Linked DNA regions of Homo sapiens: region 1 is linked to region 2. Evidence: chromatin loops called from intact Hi-C (ENCODE). Cell type or tissue: mesothelial cell of epicardium. All regions are shown on one strand. Each heading gives the region's core, and the rest is flanking DNA. Links, peaks and the distances in the headings are about the cores only.

What was found. A loop is a pair of places that touch in the nucleus more often than their neighbours do. Peaks named below come from ENCODE experiments on the same cell type or tissue, not always from the same donor. Only the 100,000 strongest peaks of a DNase experiment are listed, where the experiment ranks them.
Region 1: a loop joins it to region 2, with 4 times the contacts of the local background. A loop is called at or near these places in 3 of 110 quality-filtered maps.

What each region holds. Positions count from the first base shown.
Region 1 is chr11:66,832,249-66,837,622 of GRCh38, reverse strand. All of the region lies in intron 12 of TOP6BL (TOP6B like initiator of meiotic double strand breaks), which reads right to left. Among named protein-coding and RNA genes, the nearest start is that of RCE1, 8.5 kb to the left of the region's middle. In mesothelial cell of epicardium, for the core only: CTCF peaks have their summits at 2,999 and 3,198; no DNase peak of the experiment used is centred there.
Region 2 is chr11:66,715,324-66,720,697 of GRCh38, reverse strand. SPTBN2 (spectrin beta, non-erythrocytic 2) reads left to right here. Exons shown (of 38, transcript NM_006946.4): 4 at 4,717-4,868; 5 at 5,303-5,374. Among named protein-coding and RNA genes, the nearest start is that of SPTBN2, 11 kb to the left of the region's middle. RefSeq lists an enhancer at 1-822. In mesothelial cell of epicardium, for the core only: no CTCF peak of the experiment used is centred there; DNase peaks (open chromatin) are centred at 257 and 1,947.

The DNA.
Region 1 (5,374 bases), core at 302-5,301, 120 kb before region 2:
AAATACAAAAATTAGCTGGCTGTGGTGGTGGGCTCCTGTAATCCCAGCTACTCAGGAGGCTGAGGCAGGAAAATTGCTTGAACCTGGGAGGTGGATGTTGCAGTGAGCTGAGATCACGCCATTGCACTCCAGTCTGGGTGATGAGTGAGACTCCATCTCAAAAAAAAAAAAAAAAAATTAAAAATTTGTGCTTCTCGGCCAGGTGCAGTGGCTCAAGCCTGTAATCCCAGCACTTTGGGAGGCCGAGGCAGGCGGATCATGACGTCAGGAGATTGAAACCATCCTGGCTAACACAGTGAAACCCCGTCTCTATTACAAATACAAAAAAATTAGCCAGGCGTGGTGGCAGGCGCCTGTAGTCCCAGCTATGCGGTAGGCTGAGGCAGAAGAATGGCGTGAACCCAGAAGGCAGAGCTTGCAGTGAGCCAAGATCACACCACTGCACTCCAGCCTGGGCGACAGAGTGAGACTCTGTCTCAAGAAAATAAAAATAAAATAAAATTTGTGCTTCCTATGAACAAAAGTGAAAAGTCAATCCACAAGAATGGGAGAAGACATTTACAAATCATACCTGCTAAGGTACTGTTACCCAAATTAAAGAACTCTTTTTAAAATTTATTTATAGGCCACGCACGGTAGCTCACGCCTATAATCCCAGCACTTTGGGAGACTGAGCCAGGCAGATAATGAGGTCAGGAGTTTGAGACCAGCCTGACCGACATGGTGAAACCCCGTCTCTACTGAAAATACAAAAATTAGCCAGGCGTGGTGGCGCACACCTGTAATCCCAGCTACTCAGGAGGCTGAGGCAGGAGAATCACTTGAACCCGGGAGGTAGAGGTTGCAGTGAGCTGAGAATGCTCCACTTCACTCCAGCCTGGGTGGCAGGGCAAGACTCCATCTCAAAAAAAAAAAAAAAAAATCATATTTTCTGTAGTGACGAGGTCTCACTATGTTGCCCAGGCTGGTCTCAAACTCCTGGGCTCAAGCGATCCTCCCACCTCCGCCTCCCAAAGTGCTGGGATTACAAGTGTGAGCCACCTTGCCTGGCCCAAGGTAAAGAACTCTCATAACTCAATAATTTAACAAACCAATTTAAAAATGGGCAAAAGAGGGCCAGGCACGGTGGCTCACGTCTGTAATCCCTACACTTTGGGAGGCCGAGGTGGGCGGATCACAAAATCAGGAGATTGAGACCATCCTGGCTAACATTGTGAAACCCCGTCTCCACTAAAAATACAAAAAATTAGCCGGGCGTGGTAGTGGGCGCCTGTAAGTCCCAGCTACTTGAGGCAGGAGAATGGTGTGAATCCGGGAGGTGGAGCTTGCAGTGAGCCGAGATAGCGCCACTGCACTCCAGCCTGGGCAACAGAGTGAGACTCCGTCTCAACAACAACAACAACAGCAAATGGGCAAAAGATTTGAATAGACCTTTCTTCAAAGAAGATATACAAATGGCCAATAAGCACATGGAAAAGATACTCAGCATCAGTATTCACTAGAGAAATGCAAATCAAAACCACGAAATTACTTCACATGCACTAGAATGGCAGTAAGAAAAACAATGACAACAGTTAATGAGGGTATAGAGAAATTGGAACCATCACACAGTGCTGGCAGGAATGTAAAATGATGCAGACTGTGGAAATCAGCTCGAAAGTTCTTTAAAAAGTTAGAACATAGTGTTATCATATGACTCAGCAATTCTACTCCTAGATATATACCCAAGACAGTTACAAGCATGTCCACACAAATATGCTGTTCGTAACAGCATATTCATAATAGCCGAAAAGTGGAAAAAACTTGTGTTCATCAACTAATTAATGGATAAAATGTGGTATATCAATACAATGGATTATTATTCAGCCATAAAGAATGGATGAAATTGTTATATGGTACAACATAGATGAGCCTTAGAAACATGCTAAATGAAAGAAGGCACATAAAGGCCCATGTTGTATGGTCCCATCTATATGAAGTGTCCAGAATAGGCAAATCCACAGAGATGGGAAGCATACTAGTGGTTGCCAGGGGTTGAAGGGAGAGGGGAACTGGGACTCACTGCGAATAGGTACTGCTAATGGCATGATGGAGATGTTCTGTAATTTTAGTGGCGATGGCTGCACAGCACAGTGAATATACTTAAAATCAATGAGTTTTATTCTTTAAAGTGGTAAATTTTATGGTATATGAATTATCTCCATGAGAGATCTATCATATATTGTTTACTAAAACAAGTTTTAGTTCCCAAGTAATTATATTCCAAGGAACATAGGAGGGGCAAAAATAATTCTAAAGACATAAAGAAAGAAACAGGATATTTTCTAAATATTTTTATCTTGAGACAGAACTTGGTTTTTTTTTTGGCTTTAGCTTGGAAAATCTCGTGTCATAGATAAATCTTTCTCCTATCTTGAAATTGGTCTTATCAAGGAACTACCCGCATTGAGATATGAAGCTCTGGGCCTCTCTGGTAGCCTTGCACACCCTTCATTCATCACCTGGTCCCCCAGATAAGACAGCCCTGACCTCAGAATACACCTTGGATTTAACATTCTATGGGACATTTATTTCTAGTCTACCCCCTCCCCCGACCCGCCGGAAACAATGCCTTTCCTTAGAAAATTGCCTCCTTGATACTACTCCTGCTCATTCTGGGTTTAAGTTCTCAGTCCCTACATATATCTATGACACTAAACCCTGGAGTACTATCTTGTTCACTCCTTCCTGGCCCACTGTCTCTGTTCAAACATTCAGGCTTAAAATATCCACTCCTCGCCAGGTGCAGTGATGCACGCCTGTAGTTCCAGTTACTCAGGAGGCTGACACAGGAGGATCACTTAAGCCCAGGAGTTCGAGGCTGTAGTGCACCATGATCACACCTATGAATAGTCACTGCACTCCAGCCCGGGCAACATAGCGGGAACCTGTTTCTAAAAAAATAAAAACAAAAATAATACCTTCTCCATTCCTGCATGACCTTTCCCTGAATATGTTCACTCTGAATACACACTCCCTCATTTTTTCAGTTTCTCAATAAAGCATATAATAGATGGTTTTCTTCCCTGTTACTCAAGAGGTCAGCTATTCTACCTTTCCTGTTTAGAAATGGAAACAGAATGGCCCAGAGGTCAAAGAATTTGACCTATCATCCTTAGTCTTGTAGTTCTAGCTGAAGCCACTGGGTGCCACTCTTGTACCACTAACAAGTTATTTATCACTAAATGGCCATTACCAGAGGATGTTGAGTGGAGAATCATGGGTTCTACTCAATGACCTGGATCACTCATCTGCCCTGGGCTTGCAACCTAGTCCTCTGTGTTAACAATATTACCAGGTTTCAGAGCCGGGAGCTCTCGGTACAAATTCTAGCCTTGCTATTTACTGACTGTGATTCTGGGCAAATTATGAAAGTTCTGTAATCAGTTTCCTCATCTGTAAAATGGGAAAACTATGACCTAATTTATAACATCTTTGCAGAGATTAAAGTGAAAATCTCGGCACAGATTAGGGATTCAGTAAGTGTTCCTTCTTTCCAAGACCTATGACTACTGGTAAGACCTTGAGTTCACTAGCCATATGCCAAATTAATTGGGCTATGAATGGCCCTGAGGCTATGAGCCATGACTATAGCAAAAGAACAGGGTAAAAGAGGTCAGATCTTTTTTTTTTTTTGAGACAGAGTCTTGCTGTGTCACCCAGGCTGGAGTGCAGTGGCATGATCTTGGCTCACTGCAACCTCCGCCCCCTAGATTCAAGCGATTCTCATGTCTCACCCTCCTGAGTAGCTGGGACTACAAGGGTGTGCCAACAGGCCTGGCTAATTTTTTTATTTTTAGTAGAGACGGAATTTTGCCATGTTTGCCAGGCAGGTTTCAAACTCCTGACCTCAAGTGATCCACCTGCCTTGCCCTCCCAAAGTGCTGAGATTACAGGAGTGAGCCACCGCACCTGGCCCAGATTATCTTTTTTAGGTCTTACTGGGATACCACAGAGGCCCAAGTAAAAGTACTTCAGAGGCTGAAGCACTCCTAGATCCTGAGGAGTCCCTCTGCGCTTATATCCTGGGTCCTATGATAACAGCACATGCCTTACCCTGAACCTGTCCCTAGAAAGCTGAAGATGTGGATGGCTGTAGTGAACTGCATTCTCCCCCACCCCAAATATGTCCAAATCCTAACCCCCAGAATTTGTGAATGTGAGCTTATTTGAGAAAAGTCTTTGCACATGTAATTCCAGATCGCAAGACAGGATTAGCCTGGATTTAGGGTGGGCCCTAAATCCCTAATTACCTGCCTGTAATCCCAGCACTTTGGGAGGCCAAAGCAGCCAGATCACCTAAGGCTAGGAGTTCGAGACCAGCCTGGCCAACATGGCAAAACCCCGTCTCTACTAAAAATACAAAAATTAGTTGGGCATGGTGGTAGGCGCCTGTAATCCCAGCTACTCGGGAGGCTGAGGCAGGAGAATCACTTGAACCCAGGAGGCGGAGGTTGCAGTGAGCCAAGATCGTTGCCACTGCACTCCAGTCTGGGCGACAGAGCAAGACTCGGTGTCAAAAAAAAAAAAAAAAAAAAAAAAAGGCAGAAAGATTTGAGAGACAGGGAGAAAGCAATGTGAAGATGGAGTTACAGTTTGGAGTTATGCAAACTACAAGAAACCAAGGTACAGTTTTTATCAGAAGCTAGAAGAGGCAAGACAAGGAAGCACTCTCCTCTAGAAACTTTGGAAGGAGTGTGGCCCTGCCAACACCTTGATTTTGGACTTCTGGCCTCCAGAACTGTGACACAATAAATTTGGATTGTTCTTAAACCTTCAAGTTGATGTTAATTTCTGACAGCATCCCAGGAAACTGATACAATGGATTTTAGCTTTATTTGCGCAAGGCGTGGACAGCGGCTTTCCAAGTCCGAGGGAAACTGGCAAGAGTATTTGCGGTGAAGCAGCTGAAAGGAACAGTGGACACGTTCCTGGGAAGTGCATCGTAGAAGGCACAGCCAGCCATGGAAGGGGTGGTGAAGGGAGCACTAACGGCTTTACTGCTGCTCTGTGCCTCTCTAATCACACTGAAGAGGAGGATGGTAAAGTCCATAAGATGCTTTGATCCTTGGGTGCCTGGGCACCTAAACTTCCCCACCCAATCAGGAAAGCAGAAGTACAAGGGGCAGAGCAGATGCAGAGGAGGTACCAAAGGCCCTGTTACTCATTTTCTCAGAAACAGTGTCCATAGCGCGGTGGCTCATGCCTGTAATCCCAGCACTTTGGGAGGCCGAGGCCGGAGGATCACGAGGTCAGGAGATCAAGACCATCCTGGCCAACACAGTGAAACTCCGTCTTTACTAAAAATAGAAAAAACAATTAGTCGGGCATGGTG
Region 2 (5,374 bases), core at 69-5,068:
CATTTCCCACACCTGTTCCCAGTCTATTATTCCCCTCTGCTCCCTCTCCACCTGTTCCTTCCACCTGCCACCTGTTACTCCCATTATCTCATCTGCCTGTTCCCTGAAGCAGGTTCCCTCCACCCGCTGCTGCTGGTTTCTGCAGCCGCCCATTCTCCCTGGTGTGCTCTCTGCCTGCCTTGGCTCCTACTCTTCCCTGCAGCCCAGGGCCTGGGCTCTCCGCTCTGAGCGGAAACTCGTCCAACGGCCTCCCTGTCTTCCGGGGGAGGAGTTGTCATGGCAACAAGAGTGCGGCTGCCACCTGACACCACCAGTGGCTGGCATGGGGCTGACTCACCCACACACCCCAAGGCCACCTACCCCGTCTGGCTTCCTCCTCCATCCCACTCTTGTCATTGCCATTGACCTGCTGGCTGCCCAGCCCAGCCCAACCCAACCCAGTCTGAGGGGTCCCAGCTACTCTCACCGAGAGGTGGTGCTCCGAGTGGGGGTGGGGGTTGGCCACTAGAAGAAGAGAGACTCCAAGGGGGAGGTTCCCAAACCTGGCCACATGTTTTACAGGATCACCCAGGGATGTTTTTTACAAATACAGGTTTCCAAGCCCCTCCCTAGACACAATAAGTTAGAATCTTGGTCCAGAACTCAGGATTTTTCAAAAGCTCCCCAAGTGATTCTTTTGAGCCAGCTCAGCACCAGTCTGAGGACCCCCTTGTGGCAGCCATAGCTTCCCAGGACCCCTTCTCATTTTCTCCTGGGCCTCTCTGTCCTTCTGGTTGGGTCTTCAGGCCGGCTGTGAAACACTCCTACCAGTGTGTCTATACATCAGAGAAGACAGAAGGTGTGGGTTATGGAGAATGTCATGTTTGGGGAAAATGTTCCTGGCACTCTGGTTTTGGATTCATGTAGCCTCTAGAACTGTCATGATGTCTATGTGTGTACAACATGTGCCACCCACCATGTTTGCACACATGACAAATGCCATCCAGGACTGTCACCATGCCTGTGTACATAGGACACATGCCTCCCAGGACTCTCACCATGCCTGTGTACATAGGACACATGCCACCCAGGACTGTCACCATGTCTGGCTGCACATAACTTGGGCCACCCAGCACTGTCACCATGTCTGTGCACACATCTGTGTGACCTCGTGCTCTCATTGGGTGTTTATCTCCACCACTGAACTGGGCTCTCCTGAAGAGGCAGCTCTGCATGGGATTTGCCTAGCACTGTGTCTCCAGCCAGTAGGTGTCAAATAAACACTGAATGAATGAAGATGAGGAAGGGCAAGTGTAGGCTGCACATGACAAACGCTGAAGCCCAGAGGAAGGGCGCCTGGTATATGTGCCCAGCAGCGGGGCGTCTGGGGGCAGGGATGGCCTGGTGGAGGATGGCCCTGGTGGGCCAGAGGGCAGGGAAGGGGCTGGCACTGGAGGTGGTGATAAGCAAGTGGAAAGGATGGTAACAGCCCTCGTTTCACAGATGAGGGAGTGAAGGAAAATGCCTCGCACAGTGCCTGGCTTTTCCTCTTTGAGGATTTCCTCGTTTCCAGATTTCTCTTTGTCTGTTTCTGAGCTGGGGCTCAAAGCCCACACATCCTGGAGAAGGACCTCCCAGAGTCACCCAGAGAGGGGTCGCCCTCGCTGTTCCTGCAAACCTCTGGGAAACAGGAGTTTGCATTGGGGGCCCCTCTCGTGGGTCCTGTGCATTGTTAGGTAACTTGGGGCCTGATGGGCGGGTCTTGAAGGCGCTGGCAGTGCCCTCCTCCGCCGCCCCGCAGGGCCTGGCCCTGCCCCCGCCGGCCACACTCCGCCTCTCTCCCCTCCCCAACACTGTCCAACCTGTTTGTCTGGAGCCGCCTGTCTCCTCTCACCGCAGCCAGGCGTGCCCCCACTCTCTGTCTCAGGAGTTCGGGACACCCCGTAACTCTTTTTGCCACTCCTTGAAATTCCCACCATTCTTGAATCCCCTGACGCTGGACTCCAGCCTGAGGTTCCACTGGGGAACAGAAACTGGCCCCCTGCCAGCGGGGAGCATGGACTCTGGGCCCTGGGCTCTGTAACTAGCAGCTGGCAGCATGAATGGGAACGGAGTGAGCAGGGTGCACGGGAACGGCCTGCATGAGGCCAGCGAGTTTTACTATGAGGCTGTGGAAGGGGCCCACAACCCCGGGGGCCTCCTGCTTTCACCAGCTGCTTTCATCAACCCTGCTCAGTATGCCAGCGTGCTGGAAGGACGCTTCAAACAGCTGCAAGGTGAGGCCCGGGGGCCCCCTGTGGGGACGACTGTGCCTGGGCGAGAGGGACCTGGGTGTGGGGAGAGTGGCCGGAGCTGAGGACCTGGCACAGGACACAGTGTGACTCCAGTGTTTGTGTTGGGAGACAACGTGATGCAGCTTAGAGGGGATAATTACAAGAGGCCGGAAAATACACAGATGTCAACGGAATGGGGAAAGGCTTGGACCTGCTGGCAGGGACCGTGTATGATGGCATGGGTGGGTGTGACTGCCGGGCCTTGGGGTGCTGCATGGAGCAAAGGCAACTAGCCATGGAGGGCGTGGGGGTGCCAGCACCTGGGGAGGCGCCAGCAGTGCCTCTGAGGTGGATCCGGATCTGGCGGTGGAGCGCTGGCCAGGACAGTTAGGGGAGGCGGAGGGGTGAGCCAGGCCCAGGGACCTGGAGATTGTGTTTTCCAGGCCTCTGAGCGTGTGTCTGAATGTGTACACGGGGGCAGTGTGTGTGGAAGCAAAGGGAGTGTCTCGAAGGAGAGGATCTGTGCAAACAGGCCCAGGTAGATGTCTGCGCAGGTGTGTGTTCACTCTGGCACAAGTGCTTAGGTGTGTTTTTGGGAATCACTGTTGTGTGTGTGTGTGTAAGGATCTAGGGATGCTGTGGGCGTCTTGTGACGTGACACTTGGTTTCTGGTGCTTGGCTTTGCCCATTTTCCTCCTAGTTGCCACTAATTCTGTGTCTTCTGACTGTGTGCCAAAATGGCCTCACCCCAGGGTGCCCAGCAGTAGGGCAGTGCCCCTGGATCCAGCAATGGCCTGTGACCCACGCTCCTCCTGGCTCAGATGGGGCCTGTAGACCTGCCGGGAGGCCCCAAGGCACCTTGGTTTCATGGGTGCTGGGGAGCATGGGGCCGTCCCATGTTATTAGGACCCCAGGTTTGGTGCCAGTATAGTGGCTGGAGGTGAAAGACACGGAGCGACGTGGGTGTGTTGCTGTGTCTTATGGGTGAGGTGCTTAGGAATGTGAGATTAAGGGATGAGTCTTTCCGGTTTCTGAGATGCTGGTGCTGAGACGGAAGCAAAAGTGACTCTTCAGACCCCAGCCACTTGGGTTGGGTCCTTGCACAGGGCTCTCTGTGGGAAAGTGGCAGAAATCCTCATCACCAGAGCAGTTTCTGATGCTTTCACTTTGTCACTTAGAACGTTCTTAATTTTTATTTTCCTACGGAACCTAGTATTTACTTCCCCTCTTCAGTAGCTCCCCTCCCCTGTGGGCTGGGCAGCAGGGCATTGCCTAACTTTTTTTTGAGATTGGTACCTAACTCTGCCTGGCTTTTTTTCCCCCATGTTTCCTGGCCTCACTGTTTTCCCAGTTCCCAACTCTCAACATCTTGTTCTTCTAAGCAATGGGGTGTTTATGTCCTGGAACTGGATCCCCTTGCAGCCAGCTGAATGTACTGTCCCCAACCCCCAGAAGCAGAGGAGCCTGCCTTTTCTTTAAGTTATCCAAGGACAGTAAGCTGACTCAGGAGGCCTGCAGCCTCTATACCATCAAGTCCTAATGACCGCTTGGAAGAGCCGCTGCAATAATTTTAGCCCACACCTTCTCCTTTGTCTGCAACCAAAAGAGAACAGCCATACCTCCCACCGGCCTGGGCAGCTCTTGCTCTCCTTCGGGCCAGATCACACCACTTTATAACAGCAGCTCACCAAGGAGCCATTTTGTGCCAGGCACCAACTAGTTGTTTTATATACCTTATCTCATTTAATCAACACAATGACCTGTTGAAGTAGAAAGTGATGTTCCCATTTTACAGATGAGACATTGGGGCTCTGATGAATGAAGTCACTTGACCAGCATTCCACTGCTTCCACGACTGCCCCATCCCAGCCCCTCCCTGCATGTCCCATGGTTTCTGAGGATGAAAGGTCTTCATCCTTTCTTCTCAAAGCCTATTTTCTTTTCTTTTCTTTTCTTTTTTTTTTTTGAGACGGAGTCTTGCTCTGTCGCCCAGGCTGGAGTGCAGTGGCACAATCTCGGCTCCCTGCAAGCTCCCCCTCCCAGGTTCACGTCAGTCTGCCTCAGCCTCCCGAGTAGCTGGGACTACAGGCGCCCGCCACTATGCCCGGCTAATTTTTTGTAATTTTAGTAGAGACGGGGTTTCACCGTGTTAGCCAGGATGGTCTCGATCTCCTGACCTTGTGATCCGCCCGCCTTGGCTTCCCAAAGTGCTGGGATTACAGGCATGAGCCACCACACCCAACCTTCGCCTATTTTCTGTCTTTCATCTTTCTTCTTTACCTTGCTTATGAGCTCATTGCAAGTTACGGGCTTTCCTCCCGGTCATCTTCCTTCCCTTCCTCCTCCTTAGAGGACCCCGCTTCCCATCTCTCAGGCTTCTCCATCCCCCACCCCTGCCAACTGGTGTTTAGAAGCAGGCATACTGAACTCGAGGGACAGAAATAAACCCATGTTGCCACCACAGATGAACGAGAAGCTGTGCAGAAGAAAACCTTCACCAAGTGGGTAAACTCGCACCTGGCCCGGGTCACGTGCCGGGTGGGGGACCTGTACAGCGACCTCCGGGACGGACGCAACCTGCTGAGGCTCCTCGAGGTGCTCTCGGGAGAGATACTGGTGAGCTGTGGTCATGAAGGGAAGTGGGGGGGCCTTAGAAAAGTGTCCAAGGGGACCAGCTGGAAGAACAGCCCTCAGAGAGAGTGACGGCACAGGGCGGGAAGCAGTGGCTCCCTCTGCTCAGAGGATGGGTTCATTTCAAGTGCCTTTGCCACTTAGATTACATAGGAGCATTGCTTCATGGAGACAGGAACAGTGGCCCCATTGAAAACATTTCTTTTCCCACCTACTCTGGGTGCAATTAATTCCCTTGGGAATCTTAATCTGCCCAAGCCTCATCTGTAAGCTCAGCTTTGGCTCCAGCCCTGGGGCTGTGCCTGTCTGTGTTCCTGAGGTAGGTCATGGGGAAGGTGTGCAAAGCTGGGCCCTGTGAAGGCTGGGGAAGAAGGTGGAAGCCCACAGTCCCGTGCCATTTTGCCCCCGTCCCTCCACAGCCAAAGCCTACAAAGGGCCGCATGCGGATCCACTGCCTGGAGAACGTGGACAAGGCACTGCAGTTCCTCAAG